3 separate regions of the Homo sapiens genome follow, and regions 1 and 3 are each linked to region 2. The links are chromatin loops, found by intact Hi-C in ENCODE. Cell type or tissue: mammary epithelial cell. All regions are shown on one strand.

Evidence for each region. Hi-C counts contacts between places; a loop is a spot of excess contacts. Peaks named below come from ENCODE experiments on the same cell type or tissue, not always from the same donor. Only the 100,000 strongest peaks of a DNase experiment are listed, where the experiment ranks them.
Region 1: it touches region 2 in a loop (10-fold over the local background); 6 of 110 quality-filtered maps call a loop at or near these places.
Region 3: a loop joins it to region 2, with 5 times the contacts of the local background. A loop is called at or near these places in 15 of 110 quality-filtered maps.

What each region holds. Positions count from the first base shown.
Region 1 is chr10:4,341,448-4,349,447 of GRCh38, forward strand. No RefSeq gene overlaps it. Among named protein-coding and RNA genes, the nearest start is that of LINC00703, 39 kb to the right of the region's middle. RefSeq lists an enhancer at 2,632-3,831. In mammary epithelial cell, no CTCF peak of the experiment used is centred here; a DNase peak (open chromatin) is centred at 3,254; H3K27ac peaks cover 2,625 bases.
Region 2 is chr10:3,807,234-3,815,233 of GRCh38, forward strand. LOC105376364 (a long non-coding RNA gene) reads left to right here. Exons shown (of 2, transcript XR_930580.3): 2 at 443-1,284. Among named protein-coding and RNA genes, the nearest start is that of LINC02639, 23 kb to the right of the region's middle. RefSeq lists enhancers at 2,162-4,438, 2,162-2,487, 2,615-3,814, 4,102-4,351, 4,652-4,811 and a cis regulatory region at 2,882-3,227. In mammary epithelial cell, no CTCF peak of the experiment used is centred here; DNase peaks (open chromatin) are centred at 3,078 and 4,258; H3K27ac peaks cover 6,367 bases.
Region 3 is chr10:3,908,367-3,916,366 of GRCh38, forward strand. It overlaps LINC02660 (long intergenic non-protein coding RNA 2660), which reads left to right and starts at 3,657. Exons shown (of 3, transcript NR_183984.1): 1 at 3,657-3,680. RefSeq lists a silencer at 1,178-1,397. In mammary epithelial cell, no CTCF peak of the experiment used is centred here; a DNase peak (open chromatin) is centred at 3,555; H3K4me3 peaks cover 750 bases; H3K27ac peaks cover 1,913 bases.

The DNA.
Region 1 (8,000 bases), 530 kb after region 2:
CGTGCAACCACACTGAACAGAAGTGCTGATCACTGGCCATGCTGGGAGTAACAAAAGTTACCTGTTGTTTCCTAACATCTTTTTCAATATGTCTTGACTCTTTTCACCCCATCACTTGATTCTCTCCTACTTCCTAGGATCTGAGAAGCATTTAGAATCAGAAAAGGCAGAATTGGAATCTGAAAGGCAACAGAATCAGAAAATTTGAAAACTGATTAGATTTGGGGATGGAAACGAAGGCCTAAAAGATGACACTAATTTCTCAATATTGATAAGTAGATGAATTACTAATCACACACACCCCATACACACATACTCACACACATATACACACTCATACATACATACGCCACACCCACACACATGCATGTACACATAAACATGCTCGTGCACACACATACATATATGTACGCACTCATCATGCTCATATACACACATACATGCACCACATAAACACACATACATACATGCACCACACCCACATGCATGTACACACATAAACATGCACACACATGCACATACTCATGCTCATGTACACACATGCACACACACGGGTGCACACTCATACAAACACATATACACACACACACCTCCAAAACAACAAAGCAAAAAAAGCATACAAGATTCTTTAAGGAGAGTGTGCATTAAGGAGAACAATCATCCCTGCACTTAGGGAAGGAGAAGGAAAGATGTCACTGGGTAGCAGGGACAGCTGATAAGTGGTCAGGATGGGCACATAAGGATCAGAAGAAGAAAACCCCCAAGAATCAGAAGAGTAGCAGGCCATGAATGCTAAGAGAAGTGCATGTTCTGAGAACTGCAGGCCAGCAGGGTCAGCCTGGTGCAGGCCAAGGAGCAGAAGGACTCAACATAGGAGACTAGATGGAGGGACCAAGGTAGCATGAGGACCTTTGCAGGAAATGTCTCTCTGGTGTAGATAAAGTAGAACATCAGCGTTAGTCAAGAAATAGCCAGGGGTGGGAATGGGGAGGACCAGAATGTAAATAACCACTCCTTCCAAGAAATCTGCCATTACAAGAGTAGTGGGAGATGGTGTATTCAATCAGACACACATGGCTATAGATTAAATGTCATCTGCCTCTGCAAAAAGTGGAGAGTTGGGCCATTTTGTTAGAATAGGCCTAAATATTCTTATGGGACAAAAAGAAAAATAGAAAATAGAATGAGCCTGCTAGTTTACCTCACTCTGTGCACAGTAATTCCGGTGCTGCTTCAGATTGCATTTTAATAATGAGTTACCGCAATGCGATTCCACCCCGTACCCACTAGGGTGGCTATAGTAACTATTTTTTTTTTAATGAACATAACAAGTATTGCTGGAAATGAGGAAAAACTGGAACCCTCACACATTGCTGGTGGGAAAGGACTATGGTGAAACCACTGTATCCACTGTGAAAAAACGGTTGTTGGTTTCTCAGAAAGCTAAAGGTAGAATTACCCTATGACGAAGCAATTCCACCCCAAGGTATATACCCCCCAAAACTGAAAACAGGTGTTCAAACAAAAGCTTGTGTATGAATAATCATAGCGACATTATTCATAATAGCCAAAAGGTAGAAATAAACCAAATACCCATCCACGATTGAATGGATAAACCCAACATGGTCCACCCATACAATGGAATATGATTTAGGCATAAAAAGGAGAAAAACACTAACATGCGCTCCCACATGGATGAACTTGGAAAACGTCATGCTAAGTAAACAAAGCCACACACCATCTGACTCCATTTAGATAAAATCGCGGGAATAGGCAAATCCACACAGACAGAAAGCAAATTGAGAGTTGCTAGAGTCTGCAGAGAGGAGAGAATGGGGAGTGACAGCTTAATGTGTGTGGGGTTTCCTTCCGGAGGGATGAAAACATTCAGGAACCAGAGAGTGATGACATTGGTGCGGCACTGTGCTTGTACTACATGGCTCTGAGTTGTTCAAATTAAATGGTTAAGATGGTAAATTTTTGTATGAATTTTAATAAAGTATTAGTTGGTTGCTTTTTAAAATTGCTTGACCATTTATGTCTTTATAAAGTAAGGAATATGTTTCTTTTAATAGGGCTCAAAAACTAAAGATTCTGAAACAGTCTCTAGATAACCTTGTAACTGCTGCTTAGACTACGAGGTAGTAATCTGACAAATTTCTAAATTACATATGACTTTTAAATTGTTTTTAAAAAATTATTGTATAGTTGGTAAGCTCCTATTTGGAAACAAGGGAATAATGAATTCTTAAAAGAGCAAGATTCTAGAGATTTTCTGTGAGAATCAGAGGATAAAACACTTTTATTAGAGTCAATGAAGCCATGTGCCCCTAAATATTTTATTTTCAAATTTAAAGTGTATGATTGATTGTCCAAGCTGATAATCAGCACCAACCCTCTCTTGTTTTCCTCGTGTATAATTTATATCCTATTATTTTGAAGAAAGACCCAAGGCAACTGTGCTATCCACATGTGTACATTGAGCCGCAGTCTTCCAGCTGTGCAGTTTCCGGAGCATTAAAAGAGTTATTCTCTCTTAAAACACAGGCTCACATGCCTGAAGTCCCACTCTTAGAAAATGATTTGATTTCTCCTTTCATCCAGGATCCTCTGATAAAGTGCCACTAATGACTCCTGGAGACAGCAGAGCAATGGGGCCCAGGCCAACTGCGTCTTCAGAGTCTGCACTTGTGACAGAAGGGGGCATCTATGTGGAAACCTCAGCATCTTCTCAGTGCATCTATTCCACAGCTGATCTGGGCCAGCTTGAGATTCCCTCTCTCACAGCACCCTCCACCCACCTCACGGAGGAGGCAAAACTATCTCTCAACTTTCAGTGTGAGAGTCTGAAAATGGGGAAGCTTTAAGAAAGACAGGTTTTTTTTTTGTCTGTTTGTTTGTCTGTTTTGTTTTTTCCTTAAAGCCCAAGGCTACCATGTTTATTTCTGGCTTTGGGTTTCTTTCTTGAAAAAAACCCTTTGATAGAAAGCACACCTTGAGTGACCTGCGCACCTCTCCTTTGACACAGATCCATTTTGTTTGGGGAAGTTGCATGGGAGGCAGAGTTGAAGCTGCTGCAGAGGTTTGTATTTCAACAGATCATTCCAGCTATCCACGCTCAGCGCCAGGGAATATGGAGACTATAACATAGTATGTGGCTGACGCAAGTTGCCTACATAACTCAGACGAGAGCTCCACACCCTGGGGCTGTGCCTCGCCACTTCTGTGGAAAACATTCTTCAGAGCTCTTTGGAACAGGATGACTCACATCAGGGGGTATTTTTAGGAATCTGTGAACTTGCATTTAGCTTAGAGATGCAAGATCCATCCAGAGGAGCTCTGAGCCATTACACACGGGCTGTTTTGAATGTTGTAATTCAACCACGGTTTCTTGGTCTACGATTGAATCATCCTCCAGTTAAGCATCAGAAGAAAACAGAAAAAGACTGTTGCTACAGCAGGGCATTTGATAACATGCTAAGGAAATCAGTGCCGGCAGCGGCCCCATGTATATTTTTACAGAAGAGCACCTGCTTGTTCCCAGCTCATCTTGCAATACTTGCTTAAATTTTGCAAATTCACTCCTAGAAATTTGTTGGATTGCATTAAAATATCAACACTGAAATTAGAGGCAGGTGTAGTCAAATGCATTAAAATGCCACTCTAAGCAAGGTCAGCTATACATAGTGCTCATTTATTTGCAGCTTACCTTTCAAACCACTGGAGAGAGGGGCAAATTGGAACAGCAGGTGCGGCCTGTGGAAGCTTTAAGCAGCATGAGACAGTTTCCCCCTGGAAGGTTGGGACCTCCCAGATACGTGTGTGTATATTTGTGTGTGTTATGTATGCATGTGTGTTGTATGTGTTTAAGTGTGTGTGGTTTTTTAATTTTTGTTTGTATGTATGTGCATTTGTTGTGTGTGTGTGTTTGTATGTGTGTAGTTTAGTTACTAAATAATCAGTTCCAGGTAAGAACAAATCAGTCCATCCATCAACCAATGAACAGATGAGTTGTAGGCAGACCTTTCAATGCTGAGAAATAGAATCTTTGTTTCAGTGTCAGGATAAGGAAATTCTGCTGTCAAATGTCCAGAGAATAAGGGTTAGCATTATTTGGGCTTGGAGGCAAGAATTTCTCATCTTCCAGTAATGATCAAAACCTGAACAAATCTAATAATATGTAAATGTCCAAAAAAAGAAAGAAAGGAAGAAGGAAGGGAGGAAGGAAGAAAGAAAGGAAGGAAGGAAGGAAGGCAGTGAGGGAGGGAGGGGCAAAAATGGTGAAGTTTATGAATTAAAGGAAAAAGGAAAGATTTTAGTCAACTTAAATATCGTATTTCTTTCACAGCTGAAGTTTTCTTCGTACATGTTTACGTTTTTTTTTTTCTTCCCTGCCTGATATTTTGATTATTTTTGCTGCTGGTTTGCCAGTATGTAAAATTTTCTCACTGACTGTCCCTTGCCAGAACATGGAAGTCTGTGTTGATTGTTACACTACCTGGGTTGACCAGGGTTTAACGTAAATTCATGAACTTAACAGTGGATTCTTCTCCAAGTGGAGCTGTGATGACTAAGAGCACTCCCAGTTGACTTCCATTTCACAAACTTTCCCCCTTTCACTTCAGTATTATTAAAACAGATGGTGCCTTTCCAGTCCAGCAGGGAACTACAAAAACCAATTTTAGAGAGTAAATTGGAAAGTTGATGTTTCCTTTTAAACAAACAAAGGAGAGCTGAACTACCTCAGCCAAGAAAGAAAACCAGATCTCAAATGTTAACCTAAATTCAAACTACTATAAAGCAGTCTTTTGCTGAAAAACAAAGCACAGAACATTACATGGGACCCTTCAGTGAAAACTTTGATCATAGTTTTCATGTTTCTGTCAGGGTGAAAAGAAGAAATAGCAGTCTCTTTTGACAGTATTTTTGGTCTGGCCAAAAATAAGGACGTATCAGATAATCCATGCAAAATGTTGTTTTGATGTAATTTCCAGTCATCTTTCCAGACTCAAAAATATTTGGCTAAGAAGCAGCTGGAGGCTAGAGCCAGAGTTGAGTCTCACATGGTCATTTGTTAAGAACTGTTCATTAGTAAAGTGAATTCTCCAAACATAATTTTGATGTTCAAGTTACAGTCAGATGCTCACATGTAAATGCAAACAGTATAAGAATAAAATAAACTTTAAGAATATTTACTCTTAATTTTCATAGGTGTTATTATTATTATTTTTTGAGATGGAGTTTTGCTCTTGTCACCCAGGCTGGAGTGCAGTGGCCAGATATCGGCTCACTGTAACCTCCACCTCCTGGGTTCAAGCGATTCTCCTGCTTCAACCTCCCAAGTAGCTGGGATTACAGGCGCCTGCCACTATGGCTAGTTGGTTTTTGTATTTTTAATAGAGATGGGGTTTCACCATGTTGGCCAGGCTGGTCTTGAACTCCTGACCTCAGGTGATCCACCCGCCTTGGCCTCCCAAAGTGCTGGGATTACAGGCATGAGTCAACGCACCCAGCCATAGGTGTTATTTTCAAACTGCCAATATGCTTAATTTAGTCACTATCTCTTTGACTCAAAATTCCCATTAAATATATATTTCTGCAGACTGTGTGTGTGTGTGTGTGTAAATATATATATACACCCTTCTGTGTGTGTGTCTGTGTGTGTATATATATGTGTGTATTATACATATGTATATATAATACACACATATATGTATATACACACACATATATATGTATATATGTATATATACACACATATATGTATATACACACACACATACAAAAGGTATTTTGCCGTACTCTCAGAATGGTCAGTGTGTGATATTTACATTTTTCTCCCAGTTACTGCTCTTCAGCTCATGATTACAGAAAACATATATATTTACATATGTGAGTAAATGTATATATGTAATACATATACTTTATGTATACATATTACATATATAATATGTATATTTATCTTATACATAAAATATAGCATTCAATGTGATAATTTGGTTTTGTATATAAATGAAAGCATGCGAAGGAAAATCTTTCAATACACTTGTGTAAGTCGATGATACCTTAAGTCAAGAATAACATGAAACTTACTGTTTCAAGTGTTTTTGAACTCAATGACTCTCAACCCCTGGACAGCTCTGCCTTCCCCGCCCCACACACACCTATCACAGAGCAATCAAGGACAAGAACACACTTGTGTGGCTGGAACTTTGTATAAAGTAAAAATGGTGAAGTCTATGTATTAAAGAAACTCCAAATTAAGTGACAGGAAGACTGACGTCCAGTGTGCCCCCCGGGGCCTGTCTGGGGCCTGTCATTGTGCGTGGTGCAGAACCTGCTCAAAAAGCACCAGTGTATAAATGAATGAATGAGAAACTCTTGAGCTTTGAAAATGTCTTCCCTCCTCTTCCCCAGGTATTGTTCTAGAGAAGGGAGGATGTGAAAAGTAACTGAAATCTGCTGTACGAGTTTTAAAATCACCTGTAATTCTGCTACTCCTATATCACAACTTTTAATATTGTGGAAGATATTCTTCTTGTCAAATTTACTTTTCATTTACCAAAGTGGGAATATATTATACAGTTTCATAAAGTCACATTTTATCTTTCATAATGAGATCAAGCTACATTTCACAAAAAGGAAGAGAGTCTTGGTAGTATTTGCATTTTGTTGTAAACATAGACACCTCCTGGTCCATATATTTGCCTCCAGGGACAGTCACCTTTACTTTTTATCAAGTAGACTACAGGTCCTCCAGCAGCCAGACAAACGTTCTATGTTTCCAAGAAAGTGGCTTGTCTTCAGTTAAATGTCCCAACGTAATTCCATGAAAGCAACAATGCTTTATTGGCTCTGAGTTCATTAGATGGGAAGAATTATCAATCTTCCTCCTCTAACATGTAACAAGGAAGCAAATAAATAGGAAAATACATTTCCAGAAGAGCACGAGTCTTTTGAACCTAAACTTTGTGTTTAGTAGTTTCTTTGACACATTATTGGGTCTCAGGGTGATGGGTGCAACAAAATCTCAGAAATCACCACCGAAGAACTTATCCGTGTACCCAGAAACCACCTGTTTCCTAAAAACTGTTGAAATAAAATAAAATATTAAAAATAAATATTTTTGAATCAATAAATAGTACCAAATTCCAGTGAATCTAATAGGATGTTAGCTATAAAGTTTAACTAAGCTAACTGAATGATTCAATCTGGTAAATAGAGGTTCATATTCTTTGTTGCCATACTAAAACTGTCTGCCAAAAAAAGACATTGTTATTTTAACATAATCAGTATTGAACACTTCCTGCAGACAATAAGTGGTCATTAACTTCATTTACTTCTTGTAGGCATGCTTTATACAGAATCAAAAGGCCATATTAACTGCATAAAAAAGTCCTTATCTTCTCATTTCTTATGTTTATAAATGGCATTGCTATGAGTTTTGCAAAGTGTTGAAAATGTGAGGAAGCTGAGATTACGATTGTCTGTACTCCACAGTAATCTCCTTCCAAAGAATCAAAGGTGTTTAAATAACAATTATTCACCAGCTCACTTATTTTCTGCAATACATTCTTTTTGGTAACAGCTTTATTGAGATATAATTAAAATGTCAAATTCACCCTTTTAAAAAATATACAATTCAGTGGTTTTATTATATTCACAAGGTTGTGCAATCATCACCACAATCAATTTAATAATATTATTATCACTTAAAAAAAAACCCAGTACCTTTTAGCAGTTACGCTCCCATTTTTCTCTAATCCCAGCAGCCCTAGGCAACCGCTAATCTACTTGCTGACTCCAATAGTTTTGCCTGCTCTGGACATTTCATATAAATGGAATCATATAACGTGGTCTTTTGTGTTTGACTTCCTTTACTTAGTATAATATTTTAGAGAGTCGTCCATGTTGTAGCATGTATTCGTTTTTTGTTCCTTTATATGGTTGAATAATATTTCATTATATCAACGTATCACATTTTATGTATCCATTCATTA
Region 2 (8,000 bases):
AGATATCAACTAGGGTTGCCATTTCCTGCTTCAGTTCAAATCAGACCGATAATTGCGTTCTGCAGTTGTCTCCAGCTAGCTGGTCCTCCCTTCCAGGCCCTCTCTCTGCCAGTCTGCTCTGTGCTTCAGGAGAATAATCCTCCTGCCATAGATTGATGGATGCCTGCACACTGCTTTCACTTCCCATTTTAAGACCTCATCCCTCCAGGCAGCCTCCCTTGGTTTGGAATCTTGGCTGTGAATTGCCAAACCTCAAGCCCCCTGCAGACTTACTTAGCTCTGCGTCCCTATAACATCCCATAGCTCCAGCCGTATCCGTCTGCATCCCAGCCCGCAGTGCGGTCAAGAGCTGTAAAGTCACTTCTCTCCTTCTGGCTGGTTGTTTATGTGGACTGACTGTCCTGCTGGCTGCCTTTGCTGATGAGAGTGTTGCCTTCCACAGAGATCAGGCCACCTGGGAGAGCCACTTCTGTCCACCCATCCCTGAGGGGATGCTTCTCCGTCCCTTCTGCATGCCTCCTGCACTCGGTGGCTGTGCTCTGGGAGAGTTACCCTGCGATCTACACTTTCGGCTGCACCACCCTCTGCAGTGAAGAGTGTCTAAGGTTTCCCTACTGCACAGAACACTCGAGATCCGTGGTGTGACAGGAAGAGCTTTCCAGCTGCGTGGCCTTGGGCCGTCTTACTCTCTGGGCCTCAGTTTCCTCATTGGTAGCATGGAGCACTGAAAGCTACGAACAGGAGCTGTGAGGGTGAATGGAGGATTCATGCCAGAGCCTGGTGGGATGCCCCTGCAGAGCAGATGCTCAGGAAACCCTCCTGCCAGCTCCTGGGGAGCACGGGAGGCGCTGGCTCCTTAGTTCTCTATGGAAGGACGGTTCTGCACCAGATATTATTATTAGAGTCTCTTATTTGGAATTCTGGACTTGTGTGCTCGACAGGGGCCTCAAGTCCCCAGTGTCGCTCAATAGTGACAAACCCAAATAAAAGATCCTGGCAAATGATTAGCAGCCTTTCCTGCTGCTGTGCTCATAAACGCTGTTGCTATTTTTGGGCCAGCATTGTTCAACCTGGATTTAGTTCTCCTTTGCTGTCTATTTTGGCTCTGACCTGCTCTGAAAGGGCAGGCTCCACGCCGGGTGTCACGCCCAATGGCTTCTCCACGGTCTTTGTCCAAATGGACTCAGTGAGGATATCACCAGCGGAAAAGTAAAAGATGAGAGGACTTGAAAAAAATATCTTCCATTCAGAATCTTTTTAAAAATATACTTTCAAACAAAGAGGTATTATAGAAAGCATTTTGCTTTTTCGTTTAAAGCTAAAGAAAATCAGAGTCACCTAGAAATGTGAGTTACTGGAGGAAGAGAGGAATGGTTAAGATCATTCTACAGTGTCTATATGTACTTATATATCCCAGTGTCTGTGTGTACATGCGTGTATGTCTGTGTATGTATGTGTGTCTGTGTGTGTCTCTCCATGTGTCTGCCTATATATCTGCATGTGTATACGTGTGTATGTATATCTGTGTATGTACATGTGTATATATGTGTATGTCCGTGTGTGTCTCTGTGTGTCTCTGTGTGCATGTATGTGTATATGTGTGTCTGTATGTATACATGTATGTCTGTGAGTCTCTTTGTGTGTCTGCCTGCATATCTGCGTGTGTGTGTGTATGCTCTGTGTGCGTTTGTATATGTCTGTGTGTCTGTGTATACACATGTGTGTCTGTGAGTCTCTCTGTAGGCGTCTCTCTGTGTGTCTGCCTGCATATCTGCATGTGTGTATGTGTGTATGGTCTGTGTGTGTTTGTATGTGTGTCTTTGTGTCTATGTGTATTCATGTGTTTCTGTGGGTCTCTCTGTGTGTCTGCTGCATATGTGCATGTATGCATGTGTGTATGGTCTGTGTGTGTTTGTATGTGTGTCTGTGTGTCTATGTGTACGCATGTGTGTCTGTGAGTCTCTCTGTGTGTCTGCCTGCATATCTACATGTGTGTATGTGTGTATGGTCTGTGTGTGTTTGTATGTGTATCTGTCTGTGTCTGTGTGTAATTCTTTATCTCCTCCGTTTTCTGAGCAGGCTGGTCCTTTGAATCCCAGGAGATAATTTTTCCTTATACTTACTAGAGGAGTCTGTCAATACAGTAGAAGCACAATGTAAATGGGGGATTAACACCTTGAGATAATTTGAATCCACTGTCATTCACCCTTTCTGAAATGCACAAGCTTGCAGGCACCTACCCTCCTGCTACAGGACAGAAAAAAACACGGTGGTTTTATTTCCATTTCTTATCACACGGTGTCCACTGCCTGAGCTGCACAGGGAGGCATTTTGTCATTTCACTGTAGGGGTCTCCTGTGGCCCCGAATCTCATGTGTTTGTGTCCCTAGGAGCTGCAGCCCCAACCATGTCATGAAGAGGGGTCGGCACGGGGGCTTCTGGCTGTGGCACACACACGTGTTAACCTATAAGGCTCACTTCCTGCCCACAAGGGTCAGAGTGTTGTTTTTTTTTTTTTGAGACGGAGTCTCCCTCTGTCGCCCAGGCTGGAGTGCAGTGGCGCGATCTGGGATCACTGCAAGCTCCGCCTGCCGGGTTCACGCCATTCTCCTGCCTCAGCCTCCTGAGTAGCTGGGACTACAGGAATCTGCCACCACACTCGGCTAATTTTTTGTATTTTTAGTAGCGACGGGGTTTCACCGTGTTAGCCAGGATGGTCTCAATCTCCTGACCTTGTGATCCACCCGCCTCGGCCTCCCAAAGTGCTGGGATTACAGGCGTGAGCCACTGCGCCCTGCTGAGAGTTTTTTATTGATCATTCAGTGATTCTGAAGGGAAGACAGTTCTACTCTCACTGCCAGTGACAGCACAGCCCAGGAGAGCAAGGGCAGGCTCCTCTCCAGGTGTGGCTGCTCTCCATGGCCTGGGTCATAGTCTGGAGATGACTGAAGAGTTAGTCTTGGGGCTGTTGCTTGTGAGAACTGGAGAGGTGTGTGTCATTATCTGAATCGGCCAGGCCCACGCCAGGGTGAACTGGGCTTACAGGAAATGCAGTCACAGGTGAGACAACCTTTGGCACCAGCTCCCAACTTTCAGTTCAGAGAACGGTGAGTTCCCGGTACAGGGAGTGGAAGCTGATGTCATTGAAAAGATATTGCCTTGCTTTGAAATCAGCAAGCGTGGTCAAAGTTCTCCAGTATATACACACAGAGGAAAAATGTGGCTCTGAATCACCATGGGCAGCTTTTTGATAAACAGATATTCAAAAAAAAAAAAAAAAAAAAACAACAGAAAAAACAGCCCATGTGTGGTTTTTCTGAGAATGCTACACGGCTTTCATATGTGCATTTTGACCCTAATTTCACTTACAACTTTCTCATAAGATACTGTTAGGAGTGAAAAGCCACAATTAGCTCTAGGCCAAGAGTGAATAATTTCAACAGCCTCTCTAAGATGGTTTATATTTTTGGAGCCATATATGGGTGAAAGTAACGATTTCCACAGGAGGACAAACAAAAGGAGATTTTTGCACACAACAGGGAAAAGAAAAAGGTTTAAACTTTCACATGTGAAAAAGTTCAAATTCCCAAGCCTTGCTGAACACAACCCCAGGTAGTTTTAAAATTTGCTTTCAATAAAAATTTATTTGAAATGAAATGCTTTACTAACTTTCATGGCTAAATCAGGAAACACCGTTTTCACTAATTAATATTAAACAGTTGGCGAGCACAGCACTTCTGGATGTGTTCCTTCTTCATAACTAAAAATGAGTGAAATTGTAATTGAATTCTGATGATAATCTTAATAGCATCATTCTCTACGTTGACTCCTTAAAGCAATTTTATATTTGCAAATTGTCTTTGCCTTCCTTTTAGCTTAGTTATATAGCTTGCTTTGCTCAAAGAGTAAAATTAAAGTCTTAACTAATGTCAAATGGTTTTGCTTTTCCTGTGTAAACATAAATATGTTAAGAAATGTATAGTAAGTTATCTTATTTTAATAGAGACTCATCAGTGCTAGTTATTTAGTGCCTCTCAATAGTATTTCTGGCAAACTGCACATGGCCTTCCTCATAGAATGAGGAGTGGGCATTGACATGAATTTCTAAATTGTGGCATTTCCTGGCATGATGTCAGTTGGCTTAATCATCTCAACTGTCAGCTCACACCCTTGACAGCCAGCTCGGGAGCTGGGGAGAGTCCAAATTTGGTGTTCTGAAGGAGCTCACAGGGGTCTCTGGCACGTAATGATCACCTTGAAAGTCATCGATTTCAAAAAGAACATTCCACTGTGGAAGAGCAGCCAAGAGAAGCAAACCTCAGGCACACACAGTCTGTAACAGAAACCGAAACTCCTAGCAGGAAAATACCATGACCTGCAGTGACAGGGCCAGACCATTTCAGTGAACTCAGCATGCAGAACTGTGTGGGGAAGGGCCCCATGAGAGAGTTACTATGATTATTATTAAGAGGTGAAAAACATTCTCTAAAATGGTGCGGTGTCAGAGTTAGTTTCCAGAAGGCTTGCTAACCTGCAGGGGCTGGGGTAGAAAGTCATTCTATAAAAGGCATAGGTGCAGCTGTGACTTCGAACGTTTCCCTGTGGATGAGATGCCCACACATTTCAGGACACATGTACTATGACGTTTTGGGTGCAGAGAAACGCTGCACCAATCACTCAGCTCCTGTCTCTCTGCCATCAATTTTGTCAAATGTCAAAAATCATCTATTCAGAGATGCCTATGTAGAACAGAGGAGGGGACTCTGAGTATTTAGGAATCAGTTTCCTAACTCAGCTCATCACCCTCTCACTCAGGACAACTTCCGCTTGCCTAGTGGGGAGAAGCTTCCAAGTGCAGTGTGGGCACTGGAGGGAATGCCTCGGCCACAGTTCCCGTGGAAATCTCGGGGATTTAAGTCTTTAACCAGCCCCCCAAAGACCACAACCCTCCCTCCACCATCCACTGACAGCTTTCTTGGCTCCCTAAGCTGTTCTGCACTGAGTCCTCAACTTATCTTCTCTGCTGACATTTCCCCTAGTTGTGGTGGTCATGCCCGCCAGGGAGCTGCTCCCTCTGAAGGTGATCCTGCCCCATCTCCGGGCCTCACGGGCATGGCTGCTCCAAAGACCGCGACCAATTTCCTCCTCTAAATCACGTGGGATGCATCCAAGGGCTCCTTGGGGCTCAGCCCTTGTTAAAAGAGTGCAGCTTACAGACCACACACTTCTTTGTAAAAAAAAAAAAAAAAAAGAAAGAAGAAAGAAAGAAAGAAACTCTCGTTGTATTCTTCAAATTCTGGAAGGAGGCAGGACTTAAAAAAAAATTACTGGTAATTCAAGTTCTTCTCCTTAATGTAGAAATAAACCGTGCTGAAATTCCGGTCACAAAGGCCATTGGCTTGGGCCTTCTTAGTCAATATGTATGGCAGACTTTTGAGAGCTTCATTCACCTGTTTATGATAATAATTAGAAGATAGTACAGGTTAGGCATCTCAAATCCAAAACTATGAAATAAAAAATGCTCCAAAATCTGAAACACTTTGAGTGCCGACATGATGCTCAAAAGAAATGCTCATTGGAGCATTTCGGGCTTTGGATTTTCAGATTTGGAATGCTCAAATGGTACGTTTATGATGTAAATATTCCCAAATCCAAAAAAATCTGAAATCTGAAACACTTGGGTGCCAAGCATTTTGGATAAGCAATACTCAACCTATATACACCTATCAATTTGTTCCCAGCTGGAGAGGAAAGAAAAAGTCAACCACACTGATATATCAGCAAATATGTACCAAGCATTTCTGAGTAAGTACAAGTTGTAGAAAGTCAGGGATACCAAGAAAGGACATGAACAATTCTGAAGCAACTTCAAAACGCAGATAACTGATTTTTTTTAAGTAGTAAATACATAAGTATTTACAATGTGCAAAGTATCTTGATAAATTCTATTAATACAAATGAAGGTACACTGACTCCTCTTCTAAGGGAAATTGCAGATGAAGGTAACAGCATAACCCTAGATCCCAAAGGACACTGGGTTCTGGGTTCTGCTTGTTAACACTCAGGTTCTGTTGTGTTGTCACATGGCCGTTGTGTAGGTCACTGTCAGGAGAGTTTTCAACAGAGGCTTCTAGATCAGTGGTTTTGTGTCCAGTTTATTTACTCATGCCTCATACCTTCATTATTGACACCGAAGGTTGGAGAGAAATGAGGTTGAATCACTGCTGTTGAAATTTAAATATCTTCCTGTCTAATCTGTTATTATTTCAGATTTGTATGTGAGGGAAACCCACATGTAGAGAAGTTAGGAAATCTTCCCCCAAATCGCACAGCTGGTAAATTCCAAAATCAGAATTCAAGCTTCAGGGAGTTGAATCCCAAGGCCAGGGACCTGGTTTCCATAGCTCGTCATCTCTGTCTCTGATGTTTTCCTCCCCTCCAGTCCCTGCCGGGACACCTGGGGTGCTCACGGGGCATCTAGCTGTCTATTTTCACAGTCACACACATCTTTAATTTATCAAGGTAGAATGGTGTCTATCATACTGTTTTAATTCTTCTAAGAATGTAGCCTGTATATTATCTATATCAATGAATTAATATCTATTTCTTTAATTGTAAGGTCTACATAATTGTATGAAAACAATGTATGAATGCATACCCGGTTTATAGTGACTATCCCCATTGCTCATGGGGAAGGCTGGGATTAGAAATGCTGGAAGACAGAACACATACGTTTTTAAGGCTTTCTGTATATTTTCTCAAATTTGCTTTAAAAGTGACATCAGTTTGCATTCACATCAACTGCATTTTGGAGTAGACACAGGGCGTTGATTTTACAAATCTGCCGGCATTTGAGGAGTAAGCGTTTGTTCTAAGGCTTAAGCCACTACAAGAACGCACACCACAATGATCAAGCCACACAAAGTCCTCTGGTGACTCATGAGGTTGGAGAGAAATTGCTGCTGTTGAAATTAAAATATGTTCCTCTCAAATCTGTTATTATTTCTGATTTATATGTGAGGGAAACCAACACTTAGAGAAGTTAGGAAATCTTCCCCAAATCACACAGCTGGTAAAGTCCAAAAATCAGAATTCAAGCTCAAGGGAGCTGACTCCCAGGGCCAGCGGCCTGGTTTCCACAGCCCGTTGTCTCTGTCGCTGATGGTTTCCTCCCCTCCCCTCCAGCCCTGCCAGGACATATGGGGCACTCCCCGAAGGGGAGCCTTGGTCACCTGCTTTTTCTTAAATGACACAAGCTCTGGCCACTTGACTTTGTCTCGTTGGCCAGATTCACTGAAGCACTTAAAACACAATGACTAGATTCATTTTTCATGCACAGAACATTCGAGGATCCTGAATGCAAACACTCTTGGATGATCCAGAAGTAGTTCAATCCACAGGGTAAGTATAGTCTGTTTATTTATTATTTATTTATTTATTTATTTATTTATTTATTTTTGAGACGGAGTCTCGCTGTGTTGCCCAGGCTGGAGTGCAGCAGAGCTATCTCGGCTCACTGCAACCTCCGCCTCCCGGATTGAAGTGATTCTCCTGCCTCAGCCTCCCAAGTAGCTAGCTGGGATTATAGGCATCTGCCACCATGCCTGGATAATTTTTGTATTTTTAGTAGAGATGGGGTTTCGCCATGTTGGCCAGGCTGGTCTCAAACTTCTGACCTCAAGAAATCCACCAGCCTCCACCTCCCAAAGTGCTGAGATTACAGGTGTGAGCCACTGCGCCCGGCCCCTAGGATATTTTTTGATGTGGTTTTTGGTGTAGAATGTTTTAGCAGACTAGGATGTGTTTTGAGAAGTCCCTTGTAGGACTTTTCTATTGCTGCAAGATAGTCACGCGTGCAACGAGTGAATGGAGGTGTTTCTTTTGCTTTCTTTTTTTGGCTGTGCAAATACACAGAGCAAAAAAAAAAGCTATTTGAAAAGAATCTACTAGTCTGTTTTTTGTTTTTTTGTTTGTTGTTGTTGTTTGTTGTTGGTTTTTTT
Region 3 (8,000 bases), 100 kb after region 2:
GAATCTTCTCGGAAGATTGTGCAATCGTTTGGAAACTGGAAGAAGAAAACTGGAAACTATTACTTGTTTGGCATTTGCATCACCTCGTAGGCCTTCCATATCGCCTCCATCTCCCATTATTTTAGTATTTTTTAGCATTATTGGGAATAATCGCTGAGTAAGGATGAGTGATAATGATATAATCCCTCAGATTAAAAAATAATGAAACATTTTAAGACAGGGGAAAAATAAGACCTCAAAGATTCCGTAATGTATCTTGATTTTATAACAGAACTCAATGAACTTATATGACAATTAGAAGATTAAATACATTTTGTTCTGTTATAAAAATGGTAATTTTTAAAACAGAATCCAATGGACTTATATGACAATGAAAAGATTAAATGTTTTATTGTGTTACAAAAATGGTATTTTTTTTTTTGAAACAGGGCCTCACTCTGTTGCCCAGGCTGGAGTGCAATGGCATGATCATGGCTCTTTGCAGTCTCGACCACTGGGCTTAAGTGATCCTTTCACCTCCACTTCTTGAGTAGCTGGGACCACTGGTGAGTGCCACCACGCCTGGCTCATTTTTAAAGTATTCGTAGAGACAGGGTTTCACTCTGTTGCTCAGGTGGGTCTTGAACTCCTGGGCTCAAACGATGTGCCTGCCTTGGCCTCCCAAAGTGCTAGGATCATAGTCATGAGCCCACCACACCTGGCCAAAAAAAAAAAAAAAAAAAAATGTATTCTTTTTCTTTGCCTTTTGGAAGACCTCTAAGAACAAATAAAAATCATGAGATGTCATTCAAACTACTTTAAAAATATCTCAATACACTAGACCTGGCTCCAGTGTCTCCTGCTGGTGGACGTGATAAAGACACAGTGAGACCCCAGAGACCAGCAAATGGGGAGCCACAGCACCCCAGGACCCAGGGCAACGTAAAGACATGCGTTAGTGAAGGAGCCCAGCCAGAAACAGCACCCTGAGAAAGGCCACCGGGTTCGAGGAACCCAGGAGGAACCCTGTTATCGCCATGAGGCGGTGCCCAAGCAGGGAGGGCACAGGGCAAGAAAACCTGAAGTCGCTCCTCCCTCCCAGACATCTCTACTGTCTTCACTAAGCCAAACTCGTTCAGCTGCCACCTTCCAGGGCCAAGCAGGCAGAGAACGGGGCTGGGCGGTGACGGTGGAGAATAACCTGCACGTGCTTCTGCCCGTTTCCTTTAAATGTCATGTAGCTCAGGCGTTTCCATTTTTAGCACACGTGGACACATGTCAGTCTTTTAAGCTCCTCGAAACAATGAACCATGGATGACCCACATCAGGGAAGAGCTCATGAAGGAGCTGATGTTCCCTCTGTGCCTGGAAGGATTTTAGCACATTTTGCTGCCTGTGAAGCAGAACTTGCACCCGAAAATGTAATGGACCAAATAAGGATAGAAGTTGAGACAAGGTGGGCTGTGTGGGCAGAGGTGGGCTGTCTAACTGGGCAGAGGAAGCAAGGCTTAAAGAGTGATGTGGGCTCAGTCACGCTGGCTCACGCCTGTAATCCCAGCACTTTGGGAGGCCGAGGCGGGCTGATCATTTGAAGTCAGGAGTTCGAGACCAGCCTGGACAACATGATGAAACCCCGTCTCTACAAAAAATACAAAAATCAGCCAGGCATGGTGGCATGCGCCTGCAGTCCCAGCTACTTGGAAGGCTGACGCAGCTGAATTGCTTGTAGTCACAGCTACTGAGGAGGGAGGCAGAGGCTGCAGTGAGCAGAGATCGTGCCATTGCACTCCAGCAGAGTGAGACTCCATCTCAAGAAAAAAGAAGGCCGGGTGCAGTGGCTAACGCCTGTAATCCCAGCACTTTGTGAGGCCAAGGCAGGTGGATCACGAGGTCAGGAGATCGAGACCATCCTGGCTAACATGGTGAAACCCCGTCTCTACTGAAAATACAAAAAATTAGCCAGGCATAGTGGCGGGTCGGTAGTCCCAGCTACTCAAGAGGCTGAGGCAGGAGAAAGGCGTGAACCTGGGAGGCGGAGCTTGCAGTGAGCCGAGATCATGCCACTGCACTCCAGCCTGGGGGACAGAGCAAGACTCCATCTCAAAAAAAAAAAAAAAAAGTGACGTGGTGTGGCCTAGGCTGCGGAAAACATGGTCTGCCTCTTCCAAACTCTTCACTTTTTATCAGGAGAAAGGCTCATTAGCACGAGCTTCCTTTAATGGCTAGCACAAAATAGGTGTTTAATAAATGACCTTGTTGATGAAGAGGATTAATGAACCAAATCCGCATTGTTTTGCTTAATTAGGTATATTTATTTAGGCATGTATTATTAGCAAAACATTTTGGAGATCTGAGGAAATGATCTGGACAATTTTAAGACAGAAATCCTGATATTTAGCTAGCAGTTATTTTAGGTGTAAATAATCAATGATGTTAAGTAGATTCAATTAAATAATTGTTCAAATGTATTTTGCTTCCTTAGACAAAGGGTAGACATAAACTATACCACGTGGCATAGTCTTTTTTGTTCAAAAAGGTAGTCAGTCTGTCTTTGAAAGATCAACTTGACCTAAAATTGTAATTCAGTGTATCTTCATATAAAATTATTAAATTTTTATCTGCAGAATTATTTTCAACAGCATTGATTGCAATAGTTTTGCGATTATGCTTTCCTTTAGATCATAAGCCAATGACTTCTTCCGTCTTACTTTATGCATAATAGAATTGTTATAAGAGAATTAAACCTGAGAGTACTTCCATTATTGGAAGAATTTCTCCTGTCAGCTTTTTGTCAACTGCTTATAAAACTGTAGAAGAAAAATTATTCTTCAATATACGGTTTTCATTATGCATTAGATGCCTTTAATATTCCTAAGTGCCATAATTTCACATATGCCGTGTGTCACCTGGTGTATGTAAACATGAAATTACTTGGAGATTATTGCATAGTTATATCAAAATGCTGAGCAGAAAAAAAAATGACATCCAATATTCACCCAGGGTTTAGACAATACATTTTTGTTTGATGTGAAAGCATTCATAATTTCATCACAGAAGAGCATTTTTCAATGGTGCTCCCAGATTGCCTGTAAAAGATAATTCCTCCCTTGTGGACAGGCTTCTATCTCATGCCCTCCGCGTGCCGCTGGTTTATCTGTGCAGAGAGGGACACCCAAAGGGGGACAGTGAGCCCACTGTGTCTTTTAGAACCCAAAGCGAGTTACTGCAAACCTCAGGCAATTGAAGTGAATATTGGCTAGCTCAAAAGGCTGTGAAGATGACCACCGTATCTATCTGAGTAATTTTTTTCTTCTGTCTCAGTCTTGAAATCAGGCATGGTTATTTTTATTTTCGGTGTATGCAGGCTTAACCTATGTGCTTATATTCACAATGAACTCTTGAATCGGATCCTCTGTGTTTTGCTGGGGAGTATTCATTCCCCACTTGACCTGCTTTGTTGCTCAAAACTTTGTAGCTCATCTTTGCCTTCCCGTCTGTTTATTCTTGGTGTGGGGTTGTCAAGGAGAAATGTTGGAAGGGAGAGAAGGGAGCAGGCATCATAGATGGTATTACAGGCGGCTGGTCTCTCCTCTCTCAGCCAACTATGAGAACTATTTGGGATTGAAGGAGATAAGCTACAGCAAGTCGTTACTTGTCCTGAATGCACGACCTTCTTTCTTTGAGCAAGAGGACAAACCTGGGTAGGGATCTCTATGATGTTTTCTGCGTTGCCCGTGGACGTTCATCTTTCTGATTTGTTAGCTGAAGATGAGGATCTGGAGCAGGAGCTCGGAGTGCCATTGTTCCATGGGCAGATGTGCAGCAGAGATTGTGAGTGGGGTCTGTTGGGGCGGTCAGGGGGCCCTCCTGAGCTGGCCTCTCTCGCCTGCGACTTCACAATGCTTGTTCTGAGTTCAGCGTTTTCACTGGAGAGAGCTACAGCTGGGAAGTGCTGTTTTTTTCTAGGTGCTCTCAGCTGCTATTACCTCTTCTATCTCTTCCTCTGGAAAAATATTAGGGGCCTTTTTGTCTTAACAGAAGAAGAAGTAGATTCATTCATTCTTTTTTTTCTTTTTCTTTTTCTTTTTTTTCAGACAGTCTCGCTCTGTTGCCCAGGCTGAAGTGCAGTGGCACGATCTTGGCTCACTGCAACCTCCACCTCCCTCCCGGGTTCAAGCGATTCTCCTGCTTCAGAATCCTGAGTAGCTGGGATTACAGGCTGTGCCATCATGTCTGGCTAATTTTTGTATTCTTAGTAGAGACGGGCTTCACCATGTTGGCCAGGCTGGTCTCCAACTCCTGACCTCAGGTGGCCCACCAGCCTCGGTCTCCCAAAGTGCTGGGATTACAGGCGTGAGCCACCGCACCCGGCCAATATTCATTCATTCTTTCTCACCTCTTCCTCCGCTCTTTAAGGTTGAGCTTGCCTGGCCCAAGGCACAGAGTTCTGGGAAGGATGGAAGAGAGGGGAAGGGAGAGCACCAACATCACGGACCGCCTTTCACATCAGCGGCAGCAGCAGTAAAACCCCCAGAAAACCTGGGGTAGGCGTGGGGGTCTGTTTAGATCAGCCCTGGAGGCAGCCTCCCATGTCCCTCCTGGACATTTGTTCACCTTCACAGAACCCACTTCTTTCCCATCGTCTGTTCGGATATCTGTTTCCTGCACCGGGCAGGTAGCACAGCACACTCAGGGGTTTCTCTGACTCACCTTGGCAGCCCCAGCCCTCAGCACACTGCCTACCACTTAGTATTTAGAGAACCTATGCCCTTTGAAAAAAGTAGGTAAATAGTAAAATATTATTTTTACCATTGGAACAAACACAATTATATGCTTGATGAAATTCAAACAGTACAAATGCAAGAAAAAAAAGGCTTGTTAGGTACAAATATTGGAAGAAAAGAGCTTGGGGCCAGAAGTGACCCCAGACAGATGGGCTGGGAAAGAAGGGCTTTACAGGGACCTCAGTGGCACACAGGGCCTAGACCCAGAGATGGGGCCTTCTTGACAGGACACCTCTGTCCAAGGGCATGGGTTGCGCTCATGTCTCTGTAACATATTTCAAAAAGGATGCAAAGAAACCCAACTTTTCCGGAGAAAGTGGCAAAAATAATGAAGAGTGGTTGACCAGAAGGCTTAGGGCCCTGGGACTGTGTTGCTAGAGAGTAAGAACCACCTGTCCTTGAGCAAACCAAACTGGCTTTGATCTTCTGCCCTTCTCTGTAGAGGACTGAGCAGGAGGAAATAAGAATTACATGAAGAGCTTCCTAGGGAGCTTCCGGAAGAAAATCTTAGTCCCCTGCCCTGGACACTTTCGCCAGTCAAGGGCAGAAGGTGGCTAAACAATAGGACGGTTGAGTATCCCTTATTCATAGTGCTTAGGACCAGAAGAGTTTTGGATCATGAATTTTTTTGGAGCATTTCAGATTTTCACAGCCGCAGGTAGGGGGACAGGTTGATGAAAGCCCCGCTGTGTCCCGTGATTTGTGACAGATATCTGTTTTCTTCCTCATTCCAATGCATCATCTTGGATTTTGGAATATTTGCATTATACTTATCAGTTGAGCATCACAAATTCAAAAATCCAAAATCTGAAATGCTCCAAATAAGAATTTCCTTTCAGCCTCATGTCGGCATTCAAAAAATTTCAAATTTTGGAGCATTTTGGATGTCAGATTTTCAGACTTGAGGTGCTCAGCCTGTACAGGTTATTCAGGCTCCTGAATTCTGTGATTGCTTTTTTTTTTTTTCTAGAGCAAAGTTCCATAAAGAGCAGATGGAGAGGTGTTGATTAGCAATCAATTAATTAGTTGATATTTATTGGACCCTTAACTCTGTGTCAGGTATGGCTCTAAGGGCTTGTAAAAGCATCAAATCAATTTATCCAGGCCTCATACTGCCCACTCCAGCATGTACTATTATATTATTAGCCCATTTTATAGATGAGGAACCTGAGGAATAGCAGTGTTGAATCACTTGCCCGACGTTGTATTTCTTGAGTATGATTGTAGGTATTAGACGGGGTTCTGAAACAGGGCAAGGATGCAATTGAAATAAAGAAGGAAACAGATACCTGTCACAAGTCACTGGATACAGCTGAGCTTCTATCAACACAACTCAAGTGTGTGCATCTGGTACCTGTCAAGTTAGAGAAATTGGTTGTTGTACAACATGACCTCATAATCAAAATATTGTATCAGAGTGCCTGCTGGTAGCAGATATCCAAACTTCTCTTGTCTCTTGTTCAAGATCAATTGTCTCCTAGCTCATTTGATTCAGTTTGGAGATCATTTGGTTCCATGGACAACCTCTATTGGTGTTATATCTGGGGAAGTGCTTGCCTTGGTCCTGGACTTGATACCACTAAAGCTGATAATGAGAACAGAGTAGGGTTCTATTAGGTGAGAGCAAGGGTTCAGATGGGAGCATGTTAGGAAGCCCCCCATCTCTTCCAGCACTTGCCTCATCCAGCCTTAGCTGGAGCTGCAGATGCACCTGCTGGTGACACTCAAGCACCACCCGGTGTGGCCTGCAAGGCCCTGTCAGGGTGGGCTCTCCTTCCTGTCTTGCCAGCATCGTCACACAGCTATGCCCTGTGTTCATCTGGCAGTGGCATGCTAGCTGCATTTCCAGGCTCAGCTATGTCTCCTCCTGCCTCAGAGCCTCTGCATGCATGTGCTCCTGCCGGGAATTTTCTTGCCCCGGTTCTTCCTGTGGCTGGCTCCCTGCCATCCTCCTCCCTGCCATCCTCTGCTCTATTCAAGTGTCACCTTCTTAGACGTGCCTTTCCTTATAGCCCCCGAGTGATGGCCTCTCCTCCCCAAGTCACACTCTACACTTGCTTTATTTTCTTCTTACCTTGTATTGAAATTTGAAATTGTCAAGTTCACTGATTTACTTGTTTATGATTTGTCACCTTTCACTAAAATGTAGGCTCCATGAAGGCAGAGCCCTACCTCTCCTATTTACTGGTCTATGCTCAAGTCCAGGAATAGTATTTTCTCAATAAATATTTAATGAATTGACAGATGAACTGGTGATGAAGGTTCTAGTTAAAAAACAAAAAAGAAAAGTGGTATTTTGGTAAAAAAAACAAAACAAAATGAAACAAAATAACACAAACAACTCTGATTTGTAGTGTTGGCCAATTTCCATGGTGTAAATATTCTTATCATAGTCATTAGTAGCTTCAAATTTACACCACAGAAATCAGACAATACTACAGCATGCAGTTATTTTCTGTTTGTATTAACAGTTGGGGCCTATTAAACTAGCAGATTTAGGCAAAATGGTGATGTGAGTTTATCCAGGCTGGTGGGGATTTAGAAGTTAAAGATCAATAGCCAGATATGGTGGCACATGCTTGTCATCCCAGCTACTTGGGACGCTGAGGCACGAGAATCGCTTGAGCCTGGGAGGTAGAGGTTGCAGTGAGCTGAGATGGTGCCACTGCACTCCAGCCTGGGTGACAGAGCAAGACTCCATTCCAAAAAATAAATAAAATAAAATAAAACAAACTTAAAGATCAAGAATTGTCAAGAAAAACCAATGTAAAGCATTTCCTGTCATGCTTTCTGTAAGCATTTCATGTAGATGATGTCTTCCAATCTCCCAGGACTCTAGGAGTGAGATATTCTCATTCTCATTTTATAGGTGAGTTACTGAGATTCAGAGAGGCTAGTAACATGCACGTGTTCACATGGTTGGTTAGGAATGATACTGGGATCTCTTTGGAAGCCTTGATACTGGTCCAGTTGATGAAATACTCCCTGGTCTGCCCATATTTATAAAATTTTTATGAGACCTAGATGCTACAGGAGGCCTCCCTCCAACTCCCAGGTAAAGCTATGTGATTTGATTCCATGCTCCAGTTCCAGGGTCCATGAAATTTCTGCTGAGAGGCACAGTTCATCCTGTTAGGCCATGGAGTGTGGTGGGATGGTGGGCAGGTTTGCAAGTGCTGGGGTTATACTGTCTAGGTTTCGAGGCTGATTTCTGACTTACAAGCTGAGTGGTGTTAG